2 separate regions of the Mus musculus genome follow, and region 2 is linked to region 1. A link is a contact called in ENCODE Hi-C or POLR2A ChIA-PET data. All regions are on one chromosome and are shown on one strand. The core of a region is the stretch at or near the end of the contact, and the rest is flanking DNA. Distances in the headings are between cores, read along the strand shown. Region 1 holds the start of Ccdc71l (coiled-coil domain containing 71 like). Region 2 has its middle 30 kb from the start of Gm33380.

The links. A loop is a pair of places that touch in the nucleus more often than their neighbours do. ChIA-PET counts read pairs that join two places held with the same protein, here RNA polymerase II (POLR2A).
Region 2: a map of adrenal gland shows a loop between it and region 1 (2.3-fold over the local background). The contact joins the enhancer-like site here to the promoter of Ccdc71l in region 1. A Hi-C loop is called at or near these places in 2 of 37 maps with a recorded cell type or tissue (adrenal gland and heart). POLR2A ChIA-PET finds 5 or more read pairs at or near these places in 1 of 5 experiments (Patski).

What each region holds. Positions count from the first base shown.
Region 1 is chr12:32,377,456-32,380,155 of GRCm38, reverse strand. It overlaps Ccdc71l (coiled-coil domain containing 71 like), which reads right to left and starts at 1,367. Exons shown (of 1, transcript NM_001162903.1): 1 at 1-1,367. The coding sequence starts at 1,172. The coding sequence ends at 516.
Region 2 is chr12:32,610,172-32,613,009 of GRCm38, reverse strand. No RefSeq gene overlaps it. Among named protein-coding and RNA genes, the nearest start is that of Gm33380, 30 kb to the right of the region's middle. Within about 2 kb of position 1,424, at least 1 of the 3 ENCODE cell types and tissues checked has a DNase peak (open chromatin) inside an H3K27ac peak, as active enhancers do.

The DNA of each region.
Region 1 (2,700 bases), core at 118-2,617:
ACGAGTGGCCTTCAGAATACCCTGAGCGTACACCAGCACTTCACCAGGAAACATAGTCGATCTTCTGTCCAGAAAGTGGGGCTGACAGTCAAAAAGAAAACAGAAGGGGAATCAGGAGCAAGTAAAATTCTGGCTGTATTACACAAGCACGAAAACAAAATTCCTTTGGAGAAAAAAATTTGTAAGTCTTCGGAGGTCTTCCAGACCGGTGAGGTAGAGTCCGAGAGGGAGAAAACGCACGTGTCCCTCCAGGTTCTGGAGACGTCTCCATCCGGGTTGGGAAGCAAAGGGACTTCTGTCGCGGGTCCGGCCGTCCCGTCTGGCCGCGGGCGTGGGGGCCGCACCTGTCCCGATCCTGGACCGCGGCGCCGCACCGCATCCAGGGGCCTAGTTCGCGCATAAAGTGCACCAAAGGGGGCCGGTTCTGTAAACATTCGACTGACATTGACATAAGTCCGTTCCAGCGCGCGGAAGCTTCCCCGGGCGGCGGCCGGCAGGAGGCGCCGCAGCGCGCATCACAGCCGGTGCACCGGGAAGCGGCGCAGCCTCACCACCGGGTCCAGGTCCACTCGCAGCACTTGGCTCGCCCTGCGCCGCGCCACCGCCAGGCTGCGCTCGCCCCACACGTCGTCGCCGACGCGGATGGTCGGGAAGCTGGTCAGCGTCGGGGTGGCCGCCCTCCAGATCTCCTCCAGGGTGCGGCCCCCGAAGCTGGATGCGGGAGGCCCGGGCTCCGCGGCCGCAGCGGCGGGGCGCGGCCTACGGGTGTCCGCGGCAGCCCGAGCTCCACGGCGCCTCCTCCTGGGCGTTGCGCGCGGGCGCGGCCGGCGCGCGGGGCGGCTGTCGGGCGCCGGGGGGTCGGGCACCAGTGCCCGGCACGAGGAGTAGCCGTAGACGTCCTTGCTGCGCAGGATGTGCGGGGAGAACTGGTGCTTGAGGCTGCAGAGGAAGCTCCAGAGCTCCGCTTCCGAGCTCATGAACTCCGTGCTGCTGGGCATGAAGAGCTTGAAGGCGTCGCCCAGCGCCTCCGTGCTTCCGGCCAGCGACAGTTGCGACCGCGAGTACACCACCTTCTCCTCCAGCGCCTCCAGCCCGGCCCCTCCTTCCGCTCCGTAGCCGCCGCCCCAGGCAGCCCGGGGCCGGCGCCGCCGCCTCTTCACGCCGCGTCGCATCAGAGGCCGCTCGGGACCGCCCGCCGTCCCTGTCCGCGCCCGGCTCGGCGGCGCTCGCCTGTGCTGGCGCCTTCCGCCCGGCGCTGCTAGCCTGTGCTGGCGCCTTCCGCCCGGCGCCGCTCGCTACTTTTCTCGCCTCGCCGCCCCTCCCCCTCGGGGCGGAGGACGCGCTGGTTGTCCTGTGGCCGGGCTAAAGATGGCGGCAGCGGCGGGCGCCCACCCCGGGGCTTTGTCATTGGACGGCGCCCGCCCCCTCCCCTGGCTTCTCTTTCTTCTCTTCTCTTGCCTCCTTTCGCCCTCAGCCTTTCTTTAAATGGGCCCGCCTTAGTCCCCGCCTCCCACGGCCTCAGCTCCTCCCATTGGGTGCTCTCCGAGTGAGGGGCGGGGACTGATGGGGGAGAGGCCAGTTCGTGGAACATGGTGGCTGTGGTGGGTGATGGTGAGGCCCTGGAAGGCCAGTCAACCATTGGGTGGATCCATGAGGGTTGCCCTGTCAAGAGAAGGAAGTGGGTGGGTGTGAGTGCCATGTTTGGGGGTGTCGTGGGTGATTGTGTTCAGCTGTGGGTTGAGCTGGGGAAGTCTACCAGTCTGAATAATGAGAGAGAACCCCAAGACTTGATAGTATAACAGCTGAGAGAGTTGGGTATAAACTAGAAGGGATGGGCATTTCATGAATCCCTTCTAAAGTCTCAAATCCTGCTTTGGCATCTTCATATGCTTTGCCTCTCTTGACCCCATCTTTTAAGAAAACTAAAAGTTCAGGCATTGATGACAGCTTCCTTCTGGGCAATGGAACCATCTTGGCACATTTAGGAGGTACAGGTCACTGGGAAAGAAAAGAGTTAATACTGTATGAACTAAAAAGTCTGCTCAAGTTGGACAAACAGCAATGGCAGCAAAGCTGTTCTGCTGAAAGAAAACATTTTTTTTAAATCAGAGTGCTATTCCACATTTCAGTTGGTATTAAATTGCCATTCGCAGCACCATCTCTATCCTTGATGTAGTATTCCACGTAATCAATAAGATTCTTTGAGAAGAATACATCCTTAAGAATGAATCACCTTTTGTATTTGGGAAGACAGTAGTAGACATCCTTTTTGTCAATTCCTCTATTCACTCTCAACTCGCTGCCTATTCACATAATAGGCGTTGAATGCATACCAAATGGATGTATGAAATAGCACTGCCTGTTTGAAATGGAGTGCAGCACTGAAATTGCTTAGAACAAGGTAATTATATATTTTGCATTTATATTGCAATTTTCTTTGAAGTCCTTTAAACTTCATTATTCCCCTTGCTGGGGATAGAACCCAGAGCTTCACACATATGAAGACTGCACCCTACTAGTGATCTATACCCTCCAGCCCCTAAGATTTCTGTAAAATAAGGTTTTTTTTTTTTAAATCTATGTCCTGGTGCTAGAATTTTCTTCAGTAAGTATCTTATTTTGCAGCACACAATGAATGCAATGCCAAATTTTTGTGATCTGCATACAGTTAAAATAGTTCCTTTAAATATTTGAGCTGAG
Region 2 (2,838 bases), core at 175-2,674, 230 kb before region 1:
GAGAAAACACAATTTCAGAATAAAAGCAAAAGCCCAGAAGCATATGCAAGAACAGTTATAAGGTTTCTTATAAGTGAGTGGAAATGCTACTCATATTTAACTTTTTGGAGCTAGATAAATTAAAAGGTTTATGCAGTTAAGTATCACATAGCTATTAACAAACATTTTTGAAAAAATATTTAAACATATATTGTGATCACTGACTATTGGGATCACACTCAGTGGCTACGAGAATATACTGCTCTTCCTGATGACCTGAGTTTGAGTTCCAGCACCCATATCAGGAGTCTGACCTCTGTGGGCACTTGCATTCATGTGCATATCCTACACCTACACCTACACACACACACACACACACACACACACACACACACACACCCCTACACATACATACATATACACACATACACACACCTATGCACATACTCACACACACACCCCTACACACACACACACACACACCCCTACACACACACACATCTACACACACCCCTACACATACATACATATACACACATACACACACCTACGCACATACACACACACTCAAAACAAGGAAAAATCTCTTTAAAAGAAAGAAAAACAATCATTGACTTATTAAATAAAAAGCATATAAAATCCATTCTAACGGAGCATTAAACACATAAACACACACACATGCACCACTGAAGGAGATATGACAAAAATCTCAGTTATTTATTACAGAGTGATAGGATTAGGTGATATTTTTATTCTTGATAAATTTATTATCTTCTAAGCAATGAAATTTATTATAAAACTGAAAGGCACACTGTGCAACGGTAAAGCTGAGAAGGAATTACTGTCAGACACCTCTAGCACTGTCAATGCAGCCAATCATAAGTCACCAATAGCGCATAAAGCAGCCTATCAAGGTGACTGTGGGTTTTAAAAAATGTAGATGGGTATCTGATAATGGTTCACTGTGTTTTCAATTTGTCTTTCAAACCAAAATGTTTATAATAAGAAATTGTAAGATTAATTTGTCATTGAATATCAGCAAGTACCTTACTGAGACAGGCTATACTCAGCCAACAGGCCCAGGAAACGATAGATATAGAAGTGGGTCAGAGGTCAGCAGAACCTTCCAGAACCCACAACTATTCTCCACCCTGCCTGTTCCCTAAATTTGAGGGTGATAAATTATTTCTCTGCTGGTGAAATGAGCCAATTCAAGCCAGATTATATTATATTAAAGGCAGGTTTATTGGGAAGCTTCTCACTGGCCCCAAGGATTGAGGACAGAGGAGTCACCATGGGTGGTGGTGGGAGATAGAGTGTGTGCAGAGAGAAGAGAGGGAGGAGGAGGGTCAGGGGAGGGAAAGGGGGAGGAAGAGGAGGAAGAGGAGGAAGATGAAGCAAAATGTCTGGATTATACAGGAAGGAGTCTCTGGGTAGAGGGCAACCAGCCAGGCTTCTGGACTGGAAGATCAGGGTTGGGGGCAGGGTATACCAGGTAAGGACTGAGGGATGCCAGGAGAACCTGGAGGCCAGGTCTGCTTTGATATATAAAACATGTAGCTCAGTCCCTTGTCCTGGTCTGAACTGAAACAGTCCACTTAAATCAATCATGGCTCTATTATTAGCAAGGAAAGAGGGAATGGCCATTATAGAAGCCATCAATGTTGCCAAGTCGTTACCAGCTGCTAGCATGCCTTATTGGGCAAACTACTTCATCTTTTTTGGGCCACAATTTTCATACCTGTAAAATTTAGAGTAACAGTGTCTCAGAAGGCTTCTACAGTCTACCACATACAAGATTAAACAGTATCTTTAAAAAAAAAAGTCAGTTGTCCAGCACTCTAGTGTTCCAATAGTGTGAGTGGTGGTTTACATTCCTCCTTTGGATATGTCCAGTGGCTATGGTCCTTTTAAGCACCACATGCCAACTCTAATGAGTACGTCAGATGCCTGTTGAAGAACACACACAATCTCAGCATTAGTCTTATCAGGAGTCTCTATGTCACTCTGAAGATTGATGGGTTTCTCAAGAAAATGGTCCAGTGAGGAATGACTGGAGTCTCTAAGAGGAGATACATTCCCCTTTCAACCCTCTTTCTCATGCTAAAATTCTATTTTTCACTTAAAAAAAAAACTTACTGCTTTTATGTATCTTGGATGCAAGATTCATAGAGGATCCAGCGATGACAGGAATTTACAGGATAAATCCAGCCCATGTTCCAAGAGTGCCTTAAAGATATAGAGTGGGTGGGGATATAAAATTAAACATTTCACTAAGATTCATGCTCTAATCAAATGTAAGGAAAGCAATTTGACACAATATTTTCTTTTAACCATAACATAAACAGGACATGGGAAAGAACACAAAATTCTCATGGATTTCATAAATTAAACGCAAGCTTGAGGAAGCTGACTTTCAGGTGGCTGGTGAGACTTTTCTGTTAGGTTTCCTGCTGTAGGCAAGGCTCAGAATCAATATTTAAGATTGTCTATTCCAATAGACTCTTTTCTATAGATGCAAATACTAGGAAACCCTGCTGAGATTAGCTTAGGATTTTTCTCTTGGAAAAACCAGGGGTGATGGGGAAAGATGTGGCACCAACACGTGTGGGTGAGTAGTGATCCCCACAGAGCTGAATTAGTGGCTTGTGTTCGAAGAAGAGTAGGCACAATTTTGCCTAGGTCCAATCTCTAGATTTGGTGAGATTCCATGTTGATAGGGAGGTGGAGTGCTAGTTCATCACCCTGCCTCTTTAAGAGCTTGGTCATGGGTGCCACAGTCTGAAGAAATTGGGCTATGCCCAAAAGCAACTCCACCACTTTATCTGAGACAGTGTTAACAAGGCATGTTGTGTGGAG